3 separate regions of the Homo sapiens genome follow, and regions 2 and 3 are each linked to region 1. The links are chromatin loops, found by intact Hi-C in ENCODE. Cell type or tissue: Calu3. All regions are shown on one strand.

Evidence for each region. Hi-C counts contacts between places; a loop is a spot of excess contacts. Peaks named below come from ENCODE experiments on the same cell type or tissue, not always from the same donor. Only the 100,000 strongest peaks of a DNase experiment are listed, where the experiment ranks them.
Region 2: a loop joins it to region 1, with 28 times the contacts of the local background. A loop is called at or near these places in 52 of 110 quality-filtered maps.
Region 3: it touches region 1 in a loop (6-fold over the local background); 16 of 110 quality-filtered maps call a loop at or near these places.

What each region holds. Positions count from the first base shown.
Region 1 is chr4:120,155,039-120,157,538 of GRCh38, reverse strand. The region is part of intron 3 of MAD2L1-DT (MAD2L1 divergent transcript); the gene reads right to left. Among named protein-coding and RNA genes, the nearest start is that of MAD2L1-DT, 89 kb to the right of the region's middle. In Calu3, no CTCF peak of the experiment used is centred here; a DNase peak (open chromatin) is centred at 1,238.
Region 2 is chr4:121,251,162-121,253,661 of GRCh38, reverse strand. No RefSeq gene overlaps it. Among named protein-coding and RNA genes, the nearest start is that of TNIP3, 88 kb to the right of the region's middle. In Calu3, CTCF peaks have their summits at 864 and 1,184; a DNase peak (open chromatin) is centred at 1,251.
Region 3 is chr4:121,306,698-121,309,197 of GRCh38, reverse strand. No RefSeq gene overlaps it. Among named protein-coding and RNA genes, the nearest start is that of QRFPR, 73 kb to the left of the region's middle. RefSeq lists an enhancer at 1,266-1,355. In Calu3, a CTCF peak has its summit at 1,232 (motif pointing right); a DNase peak (open chromatin) is centred at 1,227.

The sequences.
Region 1 (2,500 bases):
TCTATTCCTTTCTTTGAACATCATAATTAAATTACAGAATTAAAAAATCAACAAATTAAAGCCTTATGTTTTTACATATTAATCCTTATTAATCCTTAATAATCTTTAATAATTATTTCACCAAAAGCATGATTGAATGATAAAATCTCTCTATATAAATAGCTTCTCAGAGTATTTCTTAAATTTCTTAAGTAGAGGTGCTGTATTAAAGATCCAGTTAAGGCAAATAAATGTTGTTTCTATGCTTCCCCCAAATCTTTACTTTGATCTTATTGAATAAAGTGAGAATAGTTATTACGTTAATACTATCAAACTACTCTGAGGAAGAAACAGGATATTATAAAATTCTGTTTCTTTTAAATGAGTTGTTAATTTCAATCAGCTAATAATATTTATTAGGTTTGAAAAAATAGATTAAAAGAAAGGGTGAACATATCAAATTTAAAAGTTACAAATAGTTAAAAACTAATATAGCCTAATTGCATATAATAAGAAATGAAGTAAAGATTTTTACTAATAAAAAAATGACATTTTAAGATATTATGAGTAAACATTTGTTCATTTCATATTTTAAAAGAAAAGGAAAACTGTTGATTACTTGATTGGGAAAAGGAAAATAACAATATTCAAGAAGGAGGATGTTATTATGAATCAAGGCTTTCAATGCCAAAAAGTCTTTCTGAACAACAATAATTTTCTCAAGTTAAGTTTTAGAAGTATTGCTTTATTCTTGCTTTTCTTCTATAATTTTCAACAGTATCTCACGCATGTCTCTTTCATAATTGTATACAATTGGTAGGGTACTAAAATATAACAAAGACAAGAGACAGCTTAGAAAAAGGAGAAATTGAATACTTTTTATTGCTTTTTGTGATTATTTTTCATAAATTTTGCAGAGAAGATATAGCCAAAAAGCATCTTGGAGCATGTCCTGACCTTGGAGGAACTTTTTCTTCTGGAATATTTCCCGTTTGTGTTTGTTTTCTCCCCCTATGTAGTCTTTTACTTTTCTAGAATAATTGCGATGAATTACAAACATAAAATTCAGAGAATTTTTTAAAAGATAAATACTTATTCAACAATTTCATGTTTCATTTAACTATACAGATCTGAATATTTGTGTGATATTCTCTTGGATTTTCATGACATCTGCTTAGTTTTAAGGTATGCGTTACCTTACATTTTCTTCAAACTGGAGTTTTATTTGAGGCACTAGTGCCATCTGCTGGACACAGATAAAATTAAAGACTTGTGAACGCAGTTTCACATGTGAAAAGTCCAACCAAGCATAGCCCTTGTTCCTTAAAACTTAACCTTTATGAAACACTTGCTATTCTTTTCAATGTACTCAGAAACATAGGTTCAGACTTGTTTCCGTTGGTCATCCCAGGAAACTTAATGAAAAGTCTTTTAGGACTATTTGCCATCACAAATACAGTTTAAAACTACATTCAACATTCAACAAAATTTGCACTGAGCATTCTGGGTACACAAAAATGAAGACGATTCAGAAGCCAACTTCAAGATGCTTGTAATCCCATAGGTTGATAGGTTGAAAAAAGTAATTACAATTGTGAAATTAAAATGCTACAATCTACCTCATTCAAACAACATGTGAAAATTGCTGTAAAGATATACTTATTCCTAAAATAACAAATATAATAGCTCTGGGAGAGATTTCAGACGACTGCCTACTTTTGCAATTGAGAAAAATGAGACTAAAGTGTTCATGTCTTATTCAAATCATATTGTTAGTTAGTGTCAAAGTTGAAACCAGAAGCTAGATCAACTAATGCTCTTTTCATGGTTTCCCTTTCTGCCCAATCATTTCTTATCAATTATTTAACATATAACAAAGTGAAGGTAAAATATTCAATTTTAATAAAAGCTTAAACATTTGATATGTCATAAAGATCATATTGAAAGCATAAAAAAGCAAAAGAAAGACCATTTCAAAATCTTCTCACATTTTTAATTTATACGCTTGTTTTGTTGCTCATTGGTTTAATATGTGTCTTTTGCCACAAGATTTTAAGATTGCACAACAGAGCTTAGCAGAAGGCTTGGCATTTCACAACAGGTACATGATGAATGAACGAATGAATGAATGAATGAATTCTAGACTCATTTATATTTTCTTAACCTAGTGAGAAAGGAAGGACTAAATTAAGCATGACAGATTGCTGAAAAAAAAGGAAAATCGATGCAAATGAATGGAATGAATAACACTTTGTAGGTTAATAAAAATGTTTAGAGCTGCTTGCTCTTACTTCTTTCAGGTACATATTGAAATCCCTGTGGATAACTTAGCTATATCTGAATTATTTGATAACTAAATATCAAAGGATTAACACTGTCTAAATGTTGACTTGATCAACATAAAAGATATTCCCTACTTTTCTATCTTTAAGACAAATAAATATTAATTTGGATAAGACACTGAATTCTAGGGATAGAGAGAGGAGCCCCAGATAGAAAAAAATGTATTGACCCTGCCATA
Region 2 (2,500 bases), 1.1 Mb before region 1:
GGCATCTACTCGCAAACCAAGAAGAAGGCCCTCACCAGGAACCGAGTTACTTGCATCTTCATCTTGAACTTCCTGGTCTCCAGAAGAGTGAGAAATAAGTTTCTGTTCTTGACATCACCTATTTCATGTTATTTTTGTTACAGCAACTCAAGTTGACTAAGATACACTTGTATGAAACTCTTTTATCACAGGCTCTAGACTTGGATAAAAACTATGATAACATGGTGAATGATTTTCTCTCTGTGACTTTTCTAACGAGGTAGATCTATACGTGTATATGTTGATATATGGAAATATCTTTCCAAAAGATGTTATTTTGTGCAAAAAGTAAGTTGCAGAACTGTTCTATTGTATGCATAAAACCAAAACATTATAAAGGAAACTTAATAGTGGTAATTTCAGGGGGGAAGGAGATGAGGAAAGACTTTCTAATTTTCATTTTATTATTCTCAGCACTACTTGAATTTTTGAAATATATTTATGTATTCCTTTAAACATAATTTGATTTTTTGGGGTGGTGAGATTGTGGGTCACTTTAAATTTCTCTATAATTATCTATACACAAAAGTATCATAGTGTTTTTAAAAATAACAATTTTAACAGTCAAAGAGACCCTATTTTGTCAGGAACTATTAAAGATGTTCAAGAAATGGTTTAGTTAAAACAGTACATGAGGCCCCTATGTTTAATCTTTCCAGGTAGTGAGCTTCTGTGTTAACCCAATTATTTCACACAACAGAAGCAGGGAGACATTCCAAACTGCAAGAATCCATGCCCAAAGACAGCACACTTCTGTCAATCAGTCATTGTGCTGGCTGGGAGTCGATTCTCTTAACATTACGTTAAACCCGGGAGCACATGGAAGAATTACCTGGAACCATGCTCCAGAATTTTGCTCTTGTCCTCTGTTACTTTTCATGTGTTTCAAATTAACATAAACCCCTCAACAATACAGCACCAAGATAATGTGAATCCTGATAAAAAGCAATTGGCAATTGGTTGCTACTATTTTCTCAAGGGAGGTCAGGTAAAAGATCTTATCTTGGAAATGTCAGGCAACATTGTGTGATGAAGCAGGTGATAACGTGAAGGGTGGCTCCCTGCATCCTCAGTATTTTCCTAGCCTAATATCCCACAGTTACAGCCAGAGAAATGGGGATCAAATAACCAGAGCTGGGGTTTCATTGAGCCTGTCCTGGAAATCTCCTGACCACTGAGATAGTTAAGCTGTTGTGGACTACTGCCACCAGGTGGCAGCAAACTGAGTTGGGACTGGGATGGATTTAGATTATGCTTCCAGATCTCTCTTGTCAATTGGATACACAGATCCAACAAGCAACTCATTAACCTCGAATAATGCAACCCTGCATTTTACCCTTGGCTTTTTAAAACCCCACTTATGTAGTTATGGCAAGATTTTACTATCGTAAGATGTCTCTTACAGCCCAGATGATCTCTCAATAATACTAATTTATATCAAAACCAGAAAAGAACCTATAGTAATCTATTAAAGAATTTGAGTTTTCAACTTTATTTGACTGCAATTGTAAGGCATGGAGGAGACAGACCAAGATGCTAACAATGCTTTTTGAAATCATTTTTTTATAACAAGAAAAAAGGTGAAGGCATGTAGCCTTCCCAAATTATAGGAACATTTCTTGGTAAGAAAGTTTGTGGCCTAGAATTTTAATTGCAAATCCAAGTGTCCTTGCCAAGTTTTCCATGTTGTCGGTGAGGAACAGAGACGACTGTGGCTAAGACATTGCATCCTTTGGGTGCTGTGGGCCATGACCACTGTGCAGTGGACACTAGCAAGGTTCAGTATTACAGTCAGTATTGAAGTCTGTGAATATCTGGAATGCTAATATCAGTCAGTAGATTGGTGGATACCTAATATAGTGCATCACTTTCTGCTCATCCCAATATGAATTTAGTGTCCCCCACACTTCCAGCTTATTTTTGTGTTTAGCAGAGACATGAAAGCATGCAATGAGATCGAAATCTTGTTAACACGATAAAAGTTCAAAATGTGACGTAAATATAGAAAAAAAGTGGAAAGTTTTTTTGTATAAACTGTCTCTCTTGTCCTATAAGTTTTGTCCCCTTAAAAAGTTGTTGGTCCACTATACTCCTCTGAATGCCCCTCTGAGAGAAGTTATGTTTACTCAGGACTGATACATATTGTTGGATTTTCATTTTTGCCTTTTTATGGTGAATACATAGTGTGTGGATATAAGATTTAGCATACAGTAGATATTTTTTGAGTAAGGGTAAATGTGGCTACAAATATCCTTGCCTGCAACAGAAAGATCAGTAGGTATAAATTTAAATTCTATGCAAACCCACTTCCTTATACTCATTTACCCTTAGCTCCTTTTTATCACATTAGACTGAGGTAAATATTAATAAAATGTGCATATATTAACAAGTTTTCTCAGTTATTTTCCTCTGTTGTAAAAGGTTTTGAACCATAGAGACAGCAATTCTTCTTTTTCTCTGC
Region 3 (2,500 bases), 1.2 Mb before region 1:
GAAGCACGCATCCTAGGTCCCTAGCATGCACAGTTCACAATAGAGTTCGTGCTCCTATGAGAATCTAATGCTGCAGCAGACAGCAGATCTGGCAGGAGGTAGAGCTCAGGCGATAATGCTCGCTTGCCCACTGCTTACCTCCTGCTGTGCAGCTCGGTTCCTAACAGGCCACAGACAGGTACTGGTCCCCAGCCCGGGGGTTGGGGACCCTTGCTGTACACTACCAGCTACGCTTGCTAAACCAACTGCCTCTGAAATGAAAGGAGAGTTTAGTGAATTACAGAAAGAACTTTTAGGCTGAAAGCATGTGAGGCCAGTACTGAAGTCTGGCTCTCTACCACTAAGACAGCCAGACTGGAAGCTAAAGACAACATTTCCCAGATGCCTTAAGAGATCTGGTCCACCACAAGGACCTAGCACTGGCTTGAGATCTAGGAGGCACACTCATCACACCTATGTTCTAATACAGGTTAGCTGTCACTTTTTTAATCTTTTAAGAACATAAATGAAACTTACAGAGGAGGAGGCCCATCTTCTGCTGCTTGTGCTGCCTCTGAAGGAAAGTGGGCCCAAGGAGGCATTTGGTTTTCTGTGGCAGCTGTAGCAGAGGCCCCCTTGACTCATGCCTCAATTCCATTAGTAATCTATTTCATTAATATGTCATCATATAGAGTCAGGGTTAGGTTGAAGGCAACAAAATATCCTCTAGTCAGTTCATGTAAAAAGAGGTTAATTAGCAGTTTTGGGGTGACTCATCAGATTTTTAAAAGGGCTGGAGAAGTAGGCTCCGGGCTGAATTTGCAGGAATTACCCTCATGAGATGTAACTGCCCTGATAAGAAGCCACTTCCTCTGCCACAATCTGGAAGATAAGGCATCAAGGAGCTACCACCATAATTGCTGGCCTTAGGACCCTATATAGCTTACCATGACCCATGTGCTACATAAATTGTGATTTGTTAATTCCAAATTTGTTATCCTCTCTAGTTTATTGTTATATCTCTTCTTTTTCACATTTTCAAACAAACTCTTGGAAGTGAAAAATACCAAGCTGCTCTTTAAATGTAAAGATGACATTATTATTCTACCAAATGCATTTGGAAAATAGACTGTAAAGGGCTATACTTCAAAAAATATATGTATTATTCCACTCCCTTCTCCCAAATTTGACCTCCACCTAACCAGGTGTCCTTTTTCCTAACATTGCTCTGTAGATGGCGCTATTGCTGCACAGTGGCAAGTTGGTAGCAAAAGAAACTGACCTTTAAGAGGACTCAGAGAACAGGTTAATTTTAAAGACATCTGGAACTCTGGCACATGGTTGGGTCAGAGCTAAGTATTTTCAAGTTTGGTTTGTTGTTAGATGTTGGTGAGTTGCCTCTAACGTCTGGAAAGCAAAGATTAAAAGATGCTTGGAATTTGCAAGCCACAAGGTTGGTTTGGCCCCAAGACAAAAGGTACAGAGCTTTAAAGTTTAGTGGATGTTCCTGACAGCCCGGTTTATATCTCGTTTTGCTCCTTTTGGGGTTCACCTGGGCTTGTGTAAAAACGTGACAACCTGTTCAAGAGCCTGTCTTAGCCTGTGGGAAGGTGGACTAGAGGAGCTGCCTGAAAGATGAAGTCATGAGAATAAGGGAGGTGTTTTTCATTTCATGCAGACTCATGGTTTTACTTCCTCTTGCCCAGATACCCTCTCTTACCTTGGTAATAAAACTTTGTTTGTGTCTCTTTCTGACTTTTGTTTTGTGCAATAAATCATTTTTCTAAAACTATTCTTTTGGAAGACAAATTAAAGTGAATATGAATGTGAGGAATAATGCACAAATAAAGATAAATTCTGAGACTCATTAACTTACTCAGAAAACAGACAATGTAACTGAAGAAGAAGATCATTGGCTGTTTTCCATTTCTTTCCATCCATGTCTTTTTGAGATCCTCCAGCAAATTTGAAAAATATGTGGAGGAATAATAAAAATGCCTAGAAAACCTCATCAATTCAGAAATTAATTTGACTCACCTATCTGTGAACACAGGCAATTGCATTAACAGCATACTCCTACTGATAAACAGCCCTGCCAATAGACATGCTTGATAGAGATTCACCCAACCACAACTCTGTGGGCCAATTCTATTTAGGAAATGTCATAGCACTATGATCTGCTATGAGATTCAAAGCATATAGTTTTTATAGGAAGAGGACATTTTCAGTACCTAGAGGGTTTTTGTTTTGTACCTTTAAAAAATAGCCTGAAAGAGCGGTTTCTGTATCTTAAAGACTTCCTGAGCCCCATCCACAGAGATGATGATGCAGTTAGGTCTGTGGCAATACTTGAGATGCTATATTCCTAATTGCTCTATAAACTTCTCCAAGAACTGGATAAGTTTTGGAAGCCTGGTTCGTAGAGAAGGAATAAGATGCCAAAAACCGGAAAGAACCTGAGAGTGGCTACACTCTCAAGACTTGTGATACAATTTTTTAAATTGCTACATAATATTTTACC